Regions from separate parts of the Homo sapiens genome. Here all the other regions are linked to region 1. A link is an interaction called in ENCODE POLR2A ChIA-PET data of the cell type or tissue named here. Cell type or tissue: GM12878. All regions are shown on one strand.

The links. ChIA-PET counts read pairs that join two places held together with the same protein. Peaks named below come from ENCODE experiments on the same cell type or tissue, not always from the same donor. Only the 100,000 strongest peaks of a DNase experiment are listed, where the experiment ranks them.
Region 2: POLR2A ChIA-PET joins it to region 1 with 6 read pairs; 1 of 35 experiments calls an interaction of 5 or more read pairs at or near these places.
Region 3: POLR2A ChIA-PET joins it to region 1 with 8 read pairs; 1 of 35 experiments calls an interaction of 5 or more read pairs at or near these places.
Region 4: POLR2A ChIA-PET joins it to region 1 with 8 read pairs; 3 of 35 experiments call an interaction of 5 or more read pairs at or near these places.

Annotation. Positions count from the first base shown.
Region 1 is chr6:113,658,717-113,663,716 of GRCh38, reverse strand. No RefSeq gene overlaps it. Among named protein-coding and RNA genes, the nearest start is that of LINC02541, 11 kb to the right of the region's middle. RefSeq lists a silencer at 4,074-4,282. In GM12878, no CTCF peak of the experiment used is centred here; no DNase peak of the experiment used is centred here; H3K27ac peaks cover 439 bases.
Region 2 is chr6:113,480,112-113,485,111 of GRCh38, reverse strand. No RefSeq gene overlaps it. Among named protein-coding and RNA genes, the nearest start is that of LINC02518, 49 kb to the right of the region's middle. In GM12878, no CTCF peak of the experiment used is centred here; a DNase peak (open chromatin) is centred at 2,957.
Region 3 is chr6:114,995,826-115,000,825 of GRCh38, reverse strand. LOC107986639 (a long non-coding RNA gene) reads right to left here. Exons shown (of 3, transcript XR_001744318.2): 2 at 2,407-2,569. Among named protein-coding and RNA genes, the nearest start is that of LNCPOIR, 450 kb to the right of the region's middle. RefSeq lists an enhancer at 2,932-3,021. In GM12878, no CTCF peak of the experiment used is centred here; a DNase peak (open chromatin) is centred at 2,855; H3K27ac peaks cover 433 bases.
Region 4 is chr6:113,761,181-113,766,180 of GRCh38, reverse strand. No RefSeq gene overlaps it. Among named protein-coding and RNA genes, the nearest start is that of MARCKS, 94 kb to the left of the region's middle. In GM12878, no CTCF peak of the experiment used is centred here; a DNase peak (open chromatin) is centred at 2,100; H3K27ac peaks cover 1,726 bases.

The sequences.
Region 1 (5,000 bases):
ATGGCCTTAAGAGATCTTCCTACCTTGGCCTCCCAAAATGCTGGGATTGCAGGTGTGAGGCACTGTGCGTGGCTAGTTCCAGGGATTTTTAAAGACTATAGCAATCAAGTGGCCAATGGACTTAATTACTATATTTGGATAATATGGGCCAACTTTCTCTTGAACTGTATAGATAGTATATATATATATTTTTGAACAATTGTCTTATTTTGCCAAGGCAGCTTGTCTACACAACGCATACAATCTTAGCAAACCTAAGGAATGCTACATATCAGAATACTACCTGTTTCCCCGTTATGTTCATAATGGCATTTAGGGATAGTTATATGGATTTTGAATGTTGAGATATGTTTGCATACTCTACATACCCTGAAAACAACTTCACTACATGTATAAACACACTGTGTTTTGAAGGACATTGGAATTTCTGCCTTTCCCAAAATATCTCTGCTAAACCTCCCATCACCTTGGGTGGAAATCCCTTTCATTAGTGATGAGTCTAATTCCTCAGATACCAATTTGCTGAGAGCACTGCTGTATAATTTAAATGGTCTCAGACTCACTTCCTCATTTGTAAATTAAGGGGGTTGTATAGACTCTACTTTCTCTGGTCTGATTTTCTGTGGTGCCGTCCCTCCCTTCTCTCTCCCAACTAGAGAAGTTTTGTGTTTAGTGTTTTCCTGTATTCAACTTGCAAAGTGTTACAGATAATTGTAATTACACTGCAATCAAAATGTCAACTTCTAATCTTAGGAAAACAGATTCTAATCGACTAGGATTGCTCCTAAGCACTTTCTTATCAAGAAATTTTTCTCTATGCAAATCTCTGATAACCTTTCTCCTGTTGTACACAGAAGTTCTTAGCCTCCACTTGAACTTCTTTTCTTCTTTTAGACCTTTACATCTTCATTACATTCTATGCTTCCACTAGGCAAGCTAAAGTCTACCAAAGTCTAGTTGATAGAGCAATGCAGTTCTTCTCTCAAGACTGCAGAAACTTGGTTGAAAAGTTTGGAAAGCAACAGCAGTATAAATTTACACAAGTGCTCAGCTGATAGTTTTAAAGAAAGCATTGAGGTCTCATTGGAAATAACTGCTGAATTAAGGATGGTACCTGACTTGGGTTTAGCTCAAAATCATCTGTTTCTAAATTGTCACTTCTAAAAGTGACAAGACTAAACTTGGCACTTTTTGCCTGGATTGTATACAGTCACACATTCTAAAAGTGAATCATATCTGCCCCTCACCCAGAGTCACCTTCCCTTAACCCCACAGACTTTATCTTCCCCTCCCTGTCCCTGCCACACCTCCGCCACAAAAAGTGAAGCACAAAGTGGAGAAGTTTTGATGATTTCTTGGACTGTCTCTAATATACATTTCATAATATGTAGTTTCATTCTGATTAATAAAGAAAGTGCACAATTGGGAGGAGGGCTTCTTCTGGAAATTCCAACAGATTATACTAATATTTATAGCCGTTATAAGGAAGGAAGTGGGAGCGGGAGAGGGACAAAGGGAGGAAATGTTCTTTTTTTTTTGGCAATCATCTTCAATTTGGATAGTGATTTGAAGCTTTCTCTCTCCAAAGTCTTTGTCTGGGTGTCCATTTAATTACTTTTCTAAGCTCATGCTTGAACTGATCAGAGCTTTCTCAAGACTTACTTACCTTTCATTGAGCCTGGAACTTGTGGTATTTGTATGAACACCAAGTTCTAAGTAAACCTGAGGCTATTTAAAATTTCAGGTGGAAATTATGTGCTCTTCAAGACTGAACTTGGCACTTTTTGCCTGGATTGTTACAGTCACACATTGCTTGACAGTGATACATTCTGAGAAATGAATCTTCATGTGAGTATCATAGAGTGAACTTACACAAACCTTGATGGTACAGTCTACTACACACGTAGTATATATGGCACAGCCTATTGCTTCTACACTATGAACCCACACAGCATGTTACTGGACTGAATTCTGCAGACAATTGTTACACAATGGTAAGGTTTGTGTATCTAAACATAGAAAAGGTACGGTAAATGTATGGCATAAAGAAAAAAAATGGCCGGGCTTGGTAACTCACACCTGTAATCCCAGCAGTTTGGGAGGCCAAGGTGAGAGGATCGATTGAGGCCAGGAATTCAAGACCAGCCCGGGCAACATAGCAATACCACATCTCTATAAATAAAAAACAAAAAAATATAAATACATTAATTAAAGATTAAAAAATGCTACATTTGTATAGGGCACTTACCTTGAATGAAGCTTGCAGAACTGGAGCAGCTCTGGATGAGTTAGTGAGTGAGTGTAAAAGCCAAGGACATCGTAGCACACTACTACAGATTTTATAAACACTGTACACTTAGACTACATTACATTTACCAAGAGAAGTATTTCTCCAAAACCAAATTACTGTAACTACTTTACTTTAAAAATTTTATTCTTTTTAACTTTTTGACTTCTGTGCCCACAGTGGTGGGCATGAAAGGTAGGCTTTTGCTAAAAAGCTTCCTCTAAAACTGAATATCTCTCTCTTATATAAGTATGTGCCTACCAGCTCAAGATAATATAAGAAAGTAGAAAATATATTACCATACCTTACAAAAGATTAGCCAGGCATGGTGAAAGGCACCTGTAATCTCAGCTACTCAGGAAGCTGAGGCAGGAGAATTGCTTGAACTGAGGAGGTGGAGGTTGCAGTGAGCAAAGGTTGCAGTGAGCAGTGCCATTACACTCCGGCCTGGGCAACAAGAGTGAAATTTAGTCAAAAAAAAAAAAAAAAAAAGAAGGAAGGAAGAAAAGAAAGACAGACAGACAGACGCAGACAGACAGACAGAAAGAAAATATATTACCATACTCAATCTGCTCCAGCTTAAAAAAGAAGTGAGACCTGGGCCAGGCACTGTGACTCATGCCTGTAATCCCAGCACTCTGGGAGGCTGAGGCGGGCGGATCACAAGGTCAGGAGATCGAGACCATCCTGGCTAACACAGTGAAACCCTGTCTCTACTAAAATATACAAAAAATTAGCTGGGCTTGGTGGTGGGTGTCTGTAGTCCCAGCTACTCAGAAGGCTGAGGCAGGAGAATGGTGTGAACCTAGGAGGTGGAACTTGCAGTGAGCTGAGATTGCGCCACTGCACTCCAGCCCTGGTGACAGGGTGAGACTCCATCTCAAAAAAAAAAAAAAAAAAAAAAAAGAAAAAACTGAGACCTGATAAAATTGAGGTCATCGCTGTATGAACTACTGGTAGCCTTTAGCTTGCCTAGTGGAAGCATAGAGTGTAATGAAGATGTAAAGGCCTAAAAGAAGAAAGAACTTTCTATCTAGCAAGGGTTTCTCCTCTGCTTTCCACTAGAAGTGTAGTTGTGCATCTACTTGGTATTTTGCTAATTTGTTTCTCTTTACTATTTCTCCTGAATTTAGAAAACCATTGATAACACCCTGAAGGGTGTATTAACAAATAGGACAGCGAGCTTTACACTAAAAGTCCATGTGTTGACCTCTTTCTACAGAGACTGAGGAAGAGGATAAGCTGGTTTTGGAGCTTATCACCACTTGTGACCTTTGGCTTAGACAGGTGATCTGTTGTGATTTCTAGATATCAGAGAAATAAAATTCAGATCCTTGTGACATTCTCGTTATTATTCTTGATTCCAATGGATGTTTGTAACATTGATTCAGTTGTTTCAGTTCAGCCTGTTACAGATATGTAGTTCATGTGCCCAGACAAACAGCAATAACCTGTATTTTCTGAGGCTGTAGAAATGTTATGTTTGCAGAAAGAAAACACATTCCTCCCAATTTTGTCAGCATGATCAAACACGGAAGATGTGTATCTGCGGAAAATTGTTCTGAGAAAATTGAGAATATCATCTTACCAACACTATTATTAAAAAGATGAGAAGAAGAAACAGAAAATCTTTTCCTAGATTTTTTCAATCTCCTAAAAACATTAGAACTTTAAACTCCCCACAAACGATCATTTTAGCTACACTAATGACTTACAAAGATTACACAACTTTGAACAGTTTCACTCACTGAGACAGTTGACAAAATAAAATGAGCTGGGTGATAGTAAGGTTGCAGTAATTAGCATTTGACTCAGTAGGACTTTGTGGTAAATATATGGTGTGTGTGTGTGTGTGTGTGTGTGTGTGTGTGTGCGTGCGCGTGAGAAAGAGAGAGAGAGGAAGAGAGAGAGGTGACTCTTGGATTCAGACTTGAGCAATTGGCTGGGTGTGATGCCCTGTATTGAGATAAACTCCAGAGTGAACCCATGGGGAAGAAGAGGGGGTGACTTCTGTTTGGGGTCTATATTGAGTTTGGGGTGCTTAGAGATATGGATCTGAAGTCCATAGAAGAGTTTGAGATTAAAGATTTGGGGGATTTTGGAATCCTAGGAATGAGGAAAATAATCCAGAGAAAGTATGTAAAGCAAGAAATGCTAATACTTACTCTCTAAGGGAGAAGGATAGGAAGGGAAACTTGTAAAGGAGACTTCACAGGAACAATCAGAAAGGTGAGTAGTAAACCCGCAGACTGGGGAGCAAGAGAAACCACAAAAAGAGTATTTTAAAGAGTGACCTGCAGTGTCAAATGCTGAAGAAAAAGCCACTGAGAAAATGACTAAAATTACCCAATGCATTTAGTCTTTTATAGACTTTGGTGGTCTTCCTGCAAGAAATTCTGGTAGAATCATGACAGAGAAACCTCTAGACTATGATAGATTCAGGAGGATGACTGGGAAGTGAGGCAACAAAGTAGGTACAGTCAAGTTTTTCAAGAAGTTCAATTATGAAGAGTAGAAGTGCTATAGGGCATGAGACAGAAGGGATTTGGAAAAAAAGGAGGTCCCCTCCAGTTCCTCACCATTAGATTTGAGCTTGTTTAATTACTGATCAGAAGAAATAAGAAAGAGAGAAAGTTGAATATATAGAGGGAGGGATTAATTAGAGATCTGTGTCCCTGAGAACATTGGGACAGGAATTTATAGTACACATTGA
Region 2 (5,000 bases), 180 kb after region 1:
TGAGGCAGGTGGATCACCTGAGATCAGGAGTTTGAGATCAGCCTGGCAAACATCGCAAAACCCCATCTCTACTAAAAATACAAAAATTAGCTGGGTGTGGTGGCGCATGCCTGTAATCCTAGCTACTTGGGAGGATGAGACAGGAGAATCGCTTGAACCTGGGAGGTGGAGGTTACAGTGAGCCGAGATCATGCCACTGCACTCTAGCCTGGGCGACAGAGCATGACTCTGTCTCAAAAAAAAAAAAAAAAAAAAAAAGAGACCGGGCGCAGTGGCTCATGCCTGTAATGGCAGCACTTTGGGAGGCTGAGTTGGGTGGATCACGAGGAGTTCAAGACCAGCCTGGCCAAGATGGTGAAAACTGTCTCCACTAAAAATACAAAAATTATCTGGCCGTGGTGGCGGGCTCCTGTCATCCCAGCTACTTGGGAGGTTGAGGCAGGAGAATCTCTTGAACCCGGGTGGCAGAGGTTGCAGTGAGCCAAGATCACACCAATGCACTCCAGCCTGTGTGACAGAGCAAGACTCTGACTCCCAAAAAAAAGAATGAAAGAAATAGCAAGAAGGCCTCTGTGGCTGGAAGCTGGTAAGGGACAAAAGATAACCTTAGAAGCACAGGGGCCAGGCCGGGCACGGTGGCTCACGCCTGTAATCCCAGCACTTCGGGAGGCCGAGGCAGGTGGATCACGAGGTCAGGAGATCGAGACCATCCTGGCTAATACGGTGAAACCCCGTCTCTACTAAAAAAATACAAAAAATTAGCTGGGTGTGGTCGTGGGCGCCTGTAGTCCCAGCTACTCGGGAGGCTGAGGCAGGAGAATGGCATGAGCCCAGGAGGCGGAGCTTGCAGTGAGCTGAGATTGTGCCACTGCACTCCAGCCTGGGCAACGGAGCGAGACTCTGCCTCAAAAAAAAAAAAAAAAAAAAAAAAAAGAAACACAGGGGGCAGATCCTATGGGATCAAGTTGGTTATGATAAGGAGTTTCGATTTTATATTCATTTCAATAGGAAGATAATAGAATGCTAAGAAGATCTCCACAAATGTACTTGTTTGAAAAGTAATAATAATGGTAGTAATAATAGCAACAATTCAAAAATAACAGTGGTTTGGATTTTCTCTCACCAGCCCTCACTCTCCTCCAAATGAGATGAGATAGTCATCACAGTGCCAGGGAAGTATAATAATATCAGAAGGGGTGAAACCTGTGCAGAGCCCTGAAGCATTGGCAGAGGCTGGCCTGGTGGCCAGCAAGAGGCTAAAGGTGCCAATTACCAAAAGAGGGAGCCTGGAGATGGAGCAGACTCCTGGAATATGATGATGGAGGAGACTGACTCATTTTTGGGTATTTTATGAGTAGTCTATTGGAACATCCAGGTGGATTTTTCAGCAGACCTTTGGTAGGACAGTCTGACATTATTATAAAGAATTTAAGATAGAACTATAGATTTGGGAGCCCTAAACATACACAGTGCTCAGCATGTACTTTTTTTTGTATGCTGTGAATTGAACATGGTTTAAAAACATTGAGTAAAATTCCTATGAGGCAGTATTTTAGAAGATATTTACAATCTAGGTTGTAGTAACCAACAGAGTATATACTGGCTACTACAACTTGCAAGACTCTCTTTTTTTTGAGACAGAGTCTTGCTCTGTTGCCCAGGCTGGAATGCAGTGTCATGATCTTGGCTCACTGTAACCTCCGCCTCCTGAGTAGTTGGGATTACAGGCATGCACCACCATGCCTGGCAAATTTTTGTATTTCTAGTAGAGACGGGGTTTCACCATATTGGCCAGGCTGGTCTTGAACTACTGGCCTCAAGTGATCCGCCCGCCTCAGCCTCCCAAAGTGCTGGGATTACAGGTGTGAGCCACCGTGCCTGGCCAGGAGCCTTTCTTCTTACCGATTGGACACGAGGCTACAATATTGACAGGGAATATGTTCCTTTCTGTTGGTGTGAGCTCAAATTGCAAATCACACTTTTGGAGGCCAGAAAGTTGTTTCTTAAAAAAAAAAAGAGTGAATATTTTGACTATGTGAACTCAGGTCTGAGACTTTAGGAAAAGAAAACATTCTGAGGTGAAGAAAAGAAAAATGATAGTGATAGTGAAGTTCAGGGGTCAACCAGCAAACGTGAGCTCCCCCATGGAGTTGAACTTTATGCTGCTGACAGTTGGCCGGGCCATTAAAAAGGTGAAGAGGGGATTTTTCTCAGAGTGAAACAGATTGTGTGATGTTTTTGTTCTAATACGTGAAAACAAGCAGAGCTCAGCTATGAGATAGCAATATGATAAAGACAGCTTTGAAAACTTTTGAATGATTTTCCTTTAAATACTATATGCAATGCTACCTTTCTGAAACATTAATTTTTTATACTCTTGAGTGATGTCTCTAGAGTAGTAAATATGTCCCTACATACTGAAAATAACTTTTACTAAATAAATTGGTTTTAAAACCATTTTGTACCATGTTTTGTCTATTTTCTCTCTATAAACTTGTGATTATCCATGATTTCCTTCTCTCTGTTACACTGGCTAAGCTAAAGCTAACAGTGGATATAGTAATCTTAGTTATGGAAATGAATAGAATTACTCAGGGCAACTCTAAAGAGTAGTGGTTCTTAGCCATGGCTGTGCACTAGCATCACCAGTGAGAGATTTATTTTATTTCATTTTATTATTTTATTTTAATACTGATGTCTAAGCCCATCCCAGATCAATGGAATCAAAATCTCTGGGAATGGGGACCAGGAATCAGTACTTTAAAAACAGTCTCTGAAGTCATTCCAATGTGAAATTAGGATTTGAAACTATAAAGTAAGATTGGAACAGAATTGAGGACATGATCCTGAGAAATGTCCAGGAAAAGAGGGAAGAATGAACCCAAATGGAACAAATTCCAGTAGATCTTAAGGCCTGAGAAGAATCCTCTTTGGTTCTGCATCCTGCCTTCTAGGCCCATTGTAGTGGCATCATCACCTTCAGGGCTCTGCAGAGTGGCCCTGCCCCTTTGGCTTGGTGGGGTTCCCCCACCCACAATATTCTCAATACTGGACTGTAAGCAGGGTAATGACATAGATAAATATGTTCCTACAATAGCTTTTTTCCTCCCATAATTAATTGACTCAGGAATCATCTTTGGTAACTACCTGGAACTCTGACATCCTCCAGGGCCCAAATTTTCCATGAAGCAGCTTCCACTTGTCTCCTCTGCCTTGCTTTCTTACCCCCGACCCCACCAATTTGCCACACTCCACCTCAGTCCCCACATGTTTCTCAGTGAATCGAACCTCAGCCCCTCGCAGTCAGGCTCACAACAAAAGTGTTGCTCTCAATGGATTAGAAGGATCTCTTAGCAACTCCTGCCCATGGGGTTGTAAATTTTAATTACCCGCTTCTGGTCACAAGGCTCTCACCTTCCTCATATCACCCAAGGAAGGATTGCAACAGTGCAGCCTTCAAGATGCTCCCTCCTTTAAGATGACTCAGACATTTCAATGTTCTCTGTGAAACATTCTCTGCATCTTCCTGCAGGAGATGCAGGGAGAAGGCCCTCAGCTTCCTCTCCCTCACCCAAAATATGCAGTTGCATTTGCACTCACCGAAGGCCTTTCCCACCTCTCTCAGGAGGAGTGTCCTTCTCTCTGAGGCCAATTTCTTTCCCTATATCCTCTTAGCCCACTCTCTCCTGTCTTCATAGAGAACCCACTTCATCTATTATTTCCTCCCATTTGTGTTTTTCAATCTATATTTCCATGCTCCTTTCTTCTCTGCAAATAAATAAACATCTTCCATCTTAAAATAATGCAATAAAAGCAGCTTGGCTGAGTCTCCTCTTCTGGTGGATTCTATTTATTGTCTCCTCTCCCGCTCATGGTCTAGCTTCATTGCCCATATCTCTGCTTTTCATCCTCAACATCGTTAATTCATCCCTAAATCTTTATTTATTTATTTTGAGGCAAGATCTCACTCTGTCACTCAAGCTGGAGTGGAGTGGTGTGATCTAAGCTCACTGCAGCTTTGAACTCCTGGGCTCAAGCGATCCTCCCACCTCAGCCTCCTGAGTAGCTGAGACAACAGATGCTCCACCATGTCCGGCTAAGTTTTTGTTTTTTTTTTGGAGAGATGGAGTTTTTCTGTGTTTCCCAGGATGGTCTTGAACTCCTGATCTCAAGCGATTCTTCTTCTGCCTTGGCCTACCGAAGTGCTGGGATTACAGGAGTGAGCCACTGCATCCTAAATCCTAAATCATGATTCTAGACACTAATCTGGCTGCTGCTCATATGATCCTTGGAATTCCTCTTACTAAAGTCACTAATGAATCCCTCGTTACTATTTTTAGTGAATGTTGTTCAGGCCTTACTTCTCCCTCAAGTTCTCCCAGTTTATTCCCTTGTGTGAGTGGTTTTCCTTGATCCTCCCTTATATGATGGTTTTTCTCAGAGTTCTGTTCTTAGGTTACCTCCTTTCTCACTGACACCTTTCCAAGTTGATCTTATTTTCTCTGATATCTTCAAAGGACACCTGCGTGTGGAAGCTTCCCAGATCGGCATCTCCAGTTCCTGGCTGTCTTCTGAGTCCAGACTCATGCTCCCACTGAACAACCACCTCTCCAGAGCTTCCATAAGCACCCCCAACCTAGCATGAAAAAAACTGAACTCAGCATCTTCCCCTTCTCTACAACCCTCATGCCTTTACTTCGTCCTGTTGTATTTAGTGAAAGTGCCACCATCCATGTAGTTTCCTCCAACTGGAAACCTGCCAGGAATCCGTGATTTCTCCCTCCCTTACATTTTTCTCCTCAAATTGGTTACCTCAAACCTCAAATCCATCTCCCCTTTATTCCTATTGGTAGTCCCCTTTCGTAAGCCCTTATTACTAAGTCTGTCTGGATAGAAATAGCCTTCTAACCCTCTTTCTTAACTTCAGATTTCCTCACTTTAATGTATCCCATACTGCTAGTGGAGGGAAATTTCTAAAATTCAGCCTGACTGTACCCTTA
Region 3 (5,000 bases), 1.3 Mb before region 1:
TCAATAGAGTTTCCAGATTTTGCTTAGGGCCCAGGAAAGACTTTTGAAGTTTTTTTCTAATGTCTGCAGCTGACTAGGTGATAAACTTATCCTTTAAAATTAGTTGGCCTTTAATAGAGTCAGATGCAAAGAGGTATGCTTTCTTAATGCCTCCCTTAGCCTCTTTAAAAATGCCATGGGGTTTTCTTCCTTTCCCTGCATTATATCATTGACTAATTTATTGGATTTTTTTCTGGTCTTTCTTAATCCCTTTAGTATACAAGTCAGTAAATGCCTGCGACTCCAGGCTCCATGCTACAAATCGAGGTCCCAGTGGGGATCCACGCTGGGAACCACCTGTTGGCCTGTGGGGAATTGTTCCCTTTCTTCTGATGTTATTTTATCATTTACCTGGCTTAGGTACCAGAGATCCCCAAACTTCCGGGCTGCAGTTAAGACGGCCTCTTTTTCATTGGGAGTTAATGTTTGACCTAACAACAATGTAATATCTTTCCATGCTAAATCAAAAGATTGTCCTAATCCCTGTAAGACATCTATGTATCCATCAGGATTATCTGAGAATTTTCCTAGGCCCGGTTTGATCTGTTTTAAGTCTGAGAGGGGAAAGGGGACATGTACTCGTGCTGGGCCAAAGTCTCCTCCTCCTACCACGGCTTGGAGGGGGCACAATTGAGACCATTGGCACCTTTCAGTTCCTTGACTATTTTTTTGTCTGGTTCCTTTTGGGCCATTAGGGCCAAAGGAGAGTCCTTACTAGGGGGAGCTGTGGGGAGACCTGGGTATGGGGGTAAGCTTTAAGGACTCCCGGTAGGATGTAAATTACATTTTTTACATAATTGTGGGTTATCTCTTAATGAGAAAAAAACCTGTACATATGGCACTTCACTCCATTTGCCCTCTCGTTTACTAAAGAGATCTAGCTGTAGGATGGTATTATAGTTTATACTTCCCTCAGGTGGCCATGGATCTCCTCCGGGAAGAGGATATTATGGCTAGGCAGTGCTGCAGAAAAATATGTTACTTCTTCTTCAGTGTTTGAGGGTCGAATTGGTCCCAATTATCCAGAATATACCTCAAGGGTGGCTTCACTTTTGAGGGAGCGCCTCCCATCTGAAAGGAGAACACAGGAGTGCCCACACCCCTAGTCATCCCCTAGTAAGCACTAGCCCTAGGGTGTCCCCTATGGTTCTAGTGTCCTTTTCTTTCCAGGGTGCACTATCACTCATGGAACACTGCTTATCAGATTTAATTGCACTTAACTGACATAGCAGTTTTGCCCGCACTTGTTTCCCACCCTTTTTTAGCCACAAAAAAGGGGGCCGGGGCTACTGGATTTTAGTGGCTCCTTACCAGCATGCCCACAATTGCCTTTGCATCTGCGAGTAGGTCTTAGGTTTGGGGTATATTTTGAGTTCAGAGACCAGGCACCAATTAGCATATTTCTGGGCCTGGAGCTTTCCCAGCAAGATAAATTCCTTGAAAGTGGCACTGAAGCACAACAGTTTTAGGGTAGGCAGCGGCAAATTGGAGGACCAAGGTTGGAGCAGTGCTTTTTGTACCCAAATTTTCTGTCAATAAATAAGAATATTTATTGACCTTTGGACTTGAATCGGGGGACCTATTGTCTGTTACATTGTTTTCACCCTATACCTCTGACTGCTTCTAGTGGACAAGTTCCACAGTTCTAATCACTGATCCCAGGCAGGAAAGGTGGTAATTAAAGTAGCCTCTACAATCTGGAGTAAGTTTTGGGCAACAAAAGGAAAAATGTCCTAGGCCTTCTATCAGCCACTGGAATGCCTTTTGATGTCCCGGATAGTGCCTAGGGTGTAGGTTATGAGGGACAGGTCCCCTATAAGTATATTGATACCCATTTGCATAAGAATAAGCCTGGGGGCACCATAGGCAAGGGTCTTGGGATTGCCACCCCTGTCAACTTAGACTCCTAGCTAAAAGATTCTTAGACTCAGGGGTAGGAAAGATCCTAGAGAACAGGGACCCAAGAAATTTTTCTCTGAGGACATTAGGACCCAGGAGGCATGGGTCAGAAAAGGCAGGGAATGCACACATGGGCGGCTGCAGCATAGCGGCTTCTCACTGTGCCATGATCTGGACTGATCAGTGCTGGGAGTCCGGGACAACAGTTTTCCACCTTTAGCCAGCCGTTGGCTTTTCCTGGGTAAAGGTAGAGAAAGGTGGAACTGGTTTCAGGCAAACCAACGCACCCAGCCTGGAGGGCCGGGGGTTGTAAAAGAGCCGTTTCCCAGAAAGCCTCACACCCATGTCTTAAGTCTGGTGGCCAGGCTTGTCACTTTTAAATGGCCGACAGGTGCTTGGTGTTTTCCTTCAATTTCTAGTGAGAAGGTAGAACAGAATAGCAAGCAAAAGGGGTCCGATGTTACTCACCACTTCAGAGAAATCCCGGACAGGCCCCCAGAAATGAGATGAGAAGTCTCTTCCGATCGAAGGTTTTTATCAATTGAAGAGTTTGTGGTTCCACGGGCTTCAAAGAATGAAGGCTTGGACCGCAGCAGTGAGTGTTACAGCTCAATTTGAGAAGCATGCAGACCTAAAGAGAGTGCTGGGTCAAGATTTATTAAAGCCAAAGTAAAGCAAAAGTGAAAGTAAAGCTTCCACACAGTGGAAGGGGAACTGGAAGGGTTGCCATTTCTGGCTTAGGTGTCTTATGCTTATATCCACTTATGACTCCTCCCCTTTTCCTTTTTCTGTCCTATAGGATTAGCTTATTTTCTATCTGCTTGCAGGTTGGCGGGCCTGATTGGTTAAAAACATCAGGCTGCAGCTAGAGCTTAAACCCCCTATACGATTGGTTGAAGTTTCAATCCCTTAGTTTATAGCTGTGACTCATTTTGGCTTAGGGGAAAGTCCCCATTGATTGGTTGAAGTTTCAATCCCTTAGCTTGCAGCTATGACTCATTTTGGCTTAGGGGAAAATCGCCTTAGGGAAGTCCGTATTGACCCAGGGAGTCCAGCCCACTTAGCCACTTAGTCCCTCAATATGGACAAAATTAAGCTATAAATGCAAACATAGATATAAATAAAGTATAGTTAAGCCATTATATATACGTGTATATAAATGTATATGTGTATAGTTTATGTGTATATGTTTATGTATCTATATCTTCACTGTCTCTATTTCTACATATGTGTGTCTTATGAAAATATGTTTGTATCTGAAATATACATATATACAGATACATATGTGTGTGTGTGTATACATGTATATGCGCATTCAAGATATTGGCAGAGCCTGGGGTGGAGGAAGAGTATAAAAAATGGTTAAATGAAAGTCACCTAAACTGAAAACACCCAAATTTTCCACATTTTATGATCTGTGTAGCAAGCCTAGGGAAACAAGAGGCAATGACACTCAATTAATAAATGAAAAGCATTTGGGTAGAAAGGAGTAGACAAAAAGAAAATGCCATTCAGGATTCATTTTATTTTTTACTTTATTTATCTTGATTAAACCAACTCAGGACTAATAAGGAGTGAAAATACAGGAGATAGGTGTTATACTGCTGAGTTTCTCACAAAAAGAGAAGGTGATTGGAAGGCAACTGGCTTTTTTTTTTTTTTAACTAATTTACCATGTGTAAAATGTCATTGAAATTTTCTTTATTTGAAATGCTATCTTCTAGAATTAATTATAGAAATCCTTGTATGGATTTTTTTAATGGCTTCATTCACACAAACCATTTTTTTCCTATTAAGATTTGATTGCTTAGTGGGAGATGTCTCTTCCATAAAAACGAATGTGTTTATGAATTCCTTCCTTTTAAATAATGTTTGAAGAAACTTGTTAATCCAGCAACCATTTTTGTAGCATTCTTATGTTGTGCTTCTGAAATTGTGCTTGGAAGCTCATCTGTAACTTGATTTATATGTCATGTAGTACATATTTCCTTCATGTAGAAGGTTAAGCACTTTCTGATCATTTATTTCATTTGAGCTATGTTAGTTTTGACTTGTAAACCAAAAAAAATAAAAATAAAAATAAATTCTAAGCCCACCAACCACCTGAATGGACTCCTCTTGGCCAGGAGCATCATAAAGTAAACCTGAAATAGTAGTTCAGGCCATGATGGGAATGTGGGGCCGGACATGCCTCATTCTACCTTCCTCCCTTTAGAATTCAGGCACAGCTGACCAGTATTAACATTAAAAAAGATACCTTCAGACTGACAAAGGGAATCTTTGTAATAATGCGACACCAACATGATAGACAGCAGGCCCTGATAGAAATCCAAGTGTTTTACCCCAAAATATATTTCTTTGACATAGTTTTAAATGGCCCTGCAAAGCTGTCTCTTTTGGGGAAAAATCTACATTCTGTAGAAAATCTCTGTACCTTTTTAAGTCAGACAAGAAACATTTGCAATCTATTCTCTCTGATGCCTGCTACCTGGAGGCTTCATCTACATAATAAGAACCTTGGTCTCTACACCCTCTTATCTTAAGCCAGACACTCCCTTCTATTGATTTCAGGTCTTTAGATAAAACTCTTTCAACCAATAGACAGTCAGAAAACCTTTGAATCCACCTATGACCTGGAAGTCCCTCTCCACACTTCAAGTTGTCCCACCTTTCCAGACCCAACCAATGTACATCTTACATGCATTGATTGATGCCTTATGTCTCCCTAAAATGTATAAAACCATGTTGTAGCCTGACCACCTTGGGCACATGTTTTCAGGACCTCTTGAGGCTGCGTCACAGTCCATTGGTCAATCATATTTGGCTCAGAAGAATTCTCTTCAAATATTTTACAGAGCTTGACACTTTTCATCAACAGACTGCATAATTTTTCCTGGCATTATACATTTCTATATTCACTTCAATCACTCTGATGCTCATGATTTAGCACATAAATTATACGGAAAATACTTAAATGTAATGTTCAATTTCACAATATAGATTAGATTGTTACTGAGCAAGATGGCCTTAAAAGTTCCCCTTGGCTTGACTACACTGTACAC
Region 4 (5,000 bases), 100 kb before region 1:
TCCACACTCCTTAATGTGGTTTATAAAGACTTCTATAACTTGATGGATGCTTGTTTTCTCCCCCAATCCATCTCAAATCACTCTCTGCACTGAACTGCCTATGTCAGCAACCACAGATACCGGTATGTCTACAAAGAAGCTATGTTTCTTGGGAAACAAGAGCTAAAGGAATGGTTTTCAATGTCAGATTTTCTGGATTTGAATCCTTTTTCATTGCCTGCTTAGGCCTGTGTTTTTGTGACTTGGTTACTACTATTGCTATGAAGCAAACCACTAAAACAGTGGTATAAAACAAGAAATATTTAAGGCTACAAATTCAGTGGGTCCAGATTCAGAGAAAGGCCAGTGGGGACAGCTCATCTATGCTGGTCTGGAGGATCTGTTTTATGATGGTTTCTCACTTGCCTGGTTCCTGGACCGCAATGGCTGAAAGATGGACTCAGCAGGGATTGTCAACTGGAGTGCCTTCAGGTCACCACTCCAGCATGGTGATTTCCAGGTAGGTGGGCATTTTATTGGGATCTCAGAGATCCAACACATATGTTCCAGAAAACCAGGTAGAAGCTGTTTGGTCTCTTGTAACCTGGCCTCAGAAGTCTCATAGCATCACTTCCATGTACTCTTGGTCAAAACAAGATTCAGAGAAAAGGACACAGATGCTTTTAGTGTTTTAATACTGGTATATCTTGGAAATTACTTACTATTTCCTTATCTGCAAGATGGAGGTCCTAGAAGTATGGGCTAAATGAGTTATTACATGTAGAATGGCCAGGACACAGTAACTGGTCCATAAATATTAGATATTTTTGTTTTTCAATGACACTACATGCTATTTTTAAGCCCAGAATTCAGTTAGCCTTCTTCATTGCCTAATGAAGACATATTAATAGATAGGTCGGTATCTCCTCCGGGATGCTATCTCTGACTCTGCAAGGTGTGTTAGGTGTTCCCCAGGGTCCCTGACCTCCACAGTGCTTTATAAATGCCAGTGTGTGTGTGTTGGTTACCCCTACTAGTCTGAGGTCTCTGGGGCAAAAACAGCTAATATACTATCTCTAGCATATATCACAATGTCACATAGTATACACTTAGTAAATCCTTGACAAATGGATGTCTTTATTTTTAGAAGATGAGACCTCACAACCTAAAGACAGAATAATCCTGTGTTCTGGCCAGGCGCGGTGGCTCACGCCTGTAGTCCCAGCACTTTGGGAGGCTGAAGTGGGCTGATCACTTGAGGTCAGGAGTTCAAGACCAGCTGGCCAACATGGTGAAACCCCATCTCTACTAAAAATACAAAAATTAGCCAGGCGTGGTGGTGGGTGCCTGTAATCCCAGCTAATCAGGAGACTGAGGCAAGAGAATTGCTCGAACCCAGGAGGCTGAGGCTGCAGTGAGCCAAGATCGTGCCACTGCACTCCAGCCTGGGGTGACAGAGCAAGACTCCATCTCAAAAAAAAAACAAGAAAGGCCAGGCGCGGTGGCTCATGCCTGTAATCCCAGCACTTTGGGAGGCCGAGGCGGGTGGATCACGAGGTCAGGAGTTCAAGACCAGCTTGGCCAAGATGGTGAAACCCTATCTCTACTAAAAATACAAAAAATTAGCTGGGCACGGTGGCAGGCGCCTGTAGTCCCAGCTACTCAGGAGGCTGAGGAAGGAGAATCATTTGAACCCGGAGGGTGGAGGTTGCAGTGAGCCGAGATCGTGCAACTGCACTCCAGCCTGGGTGACAGAGTGAAACTCCGTCTCAAAAAAAAAAAAAAAAAAAAAAAAAGAAAAGAGAAAAAAGAATAATCCTGTGTTCTGATTTGACTGGAAATTCCCCCATTTCCATCTGTTGTTGCTGCACAATTATTAGTGGTGCCACATTTTATTCTCAAAACGTTCCCAGTTTGGATAGTAAATTATACAGTACTGACTCAAAGAGGCTTCTGGAGTCTCTCCGATGTTGGTGAAGGAAAGACTTCCCTTGAACCTCTGACCCTCTGACCCTCTCTCCTCTCGTAGCAAGAGTGCTCATGAGTAATTCTAGCCTGGGAAACTCACCTTTCACAAGGTGGTGGGGTGGCTGTTAAAGGAAATTTCACTTACAGTGTCCCAGTGAGCCAGGATGTAGTGCTGAATCACCAGCAGCATTTCTCAAAAGGGAGTTAAGAAATGACTTCCCATTGACTCAAGGGGTGTGGGGCTTTCACTTGTCCATGGTGACTAGAAAGGAATTGCCTGGTTAACTTTGACTTATGTTGAAAGGTGGCTTCAGTTTGCTCTCAAACCCATTCCCCACTGATCTCCAAGGGTCTTCAGAGTGTTGCCCTGTTGTAGAGGTTTTTCAGAAAGTATTGGCTAGTGAGTGCTCTCAGGTTGTCCTCTGGAGGAGTTTGAACTGGGGCAAATTTGGGTTAGGACTAAATTGTAAATGAGCTCATCTCTAATGTTTGCACTTAGTTGGAAAAACAGGTTTAAAAGATATGGGAAATCAGTCTGTCAGGATCACCCAAGAAAGGAGTTTCAAGGAATGTGTCATCACCTCAGATAGTCCTGCCAATCTCCATTTTTGGAAGTAAACAGAGACTTTCTTTGCCTTTTAGCTGGTCTTTCTAAATTTTCAAGGCCCAGTATAAGTCCTGCTTTGTCCAAGAAACTTTTCCGGGGCTGCCTCAGACTGTCTCATCTGTTCTTGACAGCTGCTTCTCCCCAGTATCTGAGCTCACCTTCATCTTTTAAAATTACTCATCTGGGAATTCCTCTTCAATGATAATGATCTTTAATACAGCACTTATATGTGCCTGAGTGCTTTGCAACAATCATTTTTTCTAATCTTATCACCAAGTAAGTAATATTCCCACATTTTAGAGGTAAAGAAACACAGATAACAGTGCCTTGTGTTTATGTTCCTAGCATTATATCACCTCTTCTCACTTGGCCTGTAAGTCTCTCAAGAACTGAAAACAGGTTTCTTACTCCTTGATATTTCACTTTCCCCCCAAAACAGTTAAGAACTCAGAGGAGCAAGTTGTCCATGACAATGGCTGATTTTACTTCTTATCTACTCCATGAAGACAGGAGTTTAAACATAAATACATTTAAGTGCCACATAGGCCATCTTTTAAGCCCTGGAAACTACCTTGAGTCAGGAAAATAAATTCAGGGTGAAGAGAAGAGATGGTAAATATGTGGGACTTGCCATTTTGAGAGTCCATCAGTGTTGCTTTTGAAACACAGGAAGCTTTGCTCAGCATTTGTTTAAAAGAGGAAGAAATGTTTAAAATATTAAGCACATTGTGACAATTTGAATATTCCCTGGTTGATTTCCTGCATTACATCTTTGAAAATTTCCTGATTTTCATATGTATTCCAGTGCTGAGTGGTATTTCCTGTGTCAGCCTAAAAAACGGGATTTTTCTCTTAACGGGAAACATCAATATCAGCATCAGCTGCAGGGACTGAGATGTTGAAATGGTGACTACATTCAAACCCATATGAATTTTGATCTTAAAACAAGCCACACACACTGAATAAGTGTATAAATGTGTATGAAATAAGTATGAGTACCTTATCATACATTTAAACCCGATTTTTGTTGACAAGAATATTTCCTTTTAAAGTTCTTTAACTCTTGCCTTGAAGAGTTGACCAAAGATCATTTTTGTGGTTTTTCTTTTTTTTGCCTTAAATACTCAAATTGTCAGATATCATGTGTGAAGATACCATTCAGAGCAGAATAATGAAAATTACAGAGGGAAAATTAGGTCATTTTTTCTCTCATTTTAAAATACAGGCTATATCTTTATAGAATACTCTCATATGTATTTTTCCATTCTTGTTTAAAATTATATGTGTGATGGAGACATTACCAGTTCCCCTGGGAGATTATTTCACAGAATCACGGACCTTGCTACAGGTATTTTTTTTTTTTCACTAATTTTCAAACTAAAATTTCTTTTGCTCAATTTCATTCCATTATCCCTTGGACCACCTGTACAGTTCTGCACAGAAGGTTGCAAAACGGTCTATTTGATAGGAAATGAAGCCCTCTGCCAAAGTGCATTAAGGAAAAAAAAATGATATGGAGTCTCATGTTGATGATAGCTACAGAATATAAATTTGAAGAGGAAATTCCCAGGTCTTAATTGCTCAGCAATAATCAACCCTCTTGTATTTTAAATTCAGTTGAATACTTCTTTTTTTCCGAAGAATTGGGGGAATTCTGGTTTCCAAAAAGAGCAAGGTGTGGGATGTGTGTGTGTGTGTGTGTGTGTGTGTGTTAGAGCTGCATAGAAAAAATAAAAATATATTAAAGATTCCTCATACCCTTTGGCTCTGTGCTCCTTCTAGGTTTTTTTTTTACTTTAGATTTGGTACTTCTCCCATCCTTTCTCATCATCAAGATAGCAAAAACAACAGAAAGTTATCTACATATACCCTTCACCTTTCAATACAGAATACTGCAAATAAGAATTTGGAGAACTAGGTTTACTTAGTTTTGATGTGCATAAGCCTACTTTCTCTATTGCATGTTTATTAAAATAGCATAAACAGGCATTGTGATTGTGGCATTTCATAATTGCAGAACTAGATTGGAAAAAGATTCATAAATATCTTTATAAGTAGGTGTAAAAAATGTCAGTTCCCTTCTTTGGGGCACATAGCACGCCTCTCATTTGTGGGAAAATAAATGAAATATGAGATTTGATCCATTTGGGTTGTCTTGAATTCATTCACTTGTATGTTAATCTTATATCACTGTGTTCAGTCTGGCCTCATATTTTATCCATAATCTAGACCTTTCCAGTCTACCATATTCTAGTGCCACTGACCTTGAGACACTAGCTGTGTTTTATTGGTCTCTATTATCCACCACTGAACCCACTGCCTGGCAGATACCAGGTGCTTTGTTGGATAATTCAATAACGAATCATGCACAATTTAGAAAAAAAATCCAGTAAGGGCAGTTATATACCTAGTATTTTTGATGCCCACTGCTGATCATTTTTAATAC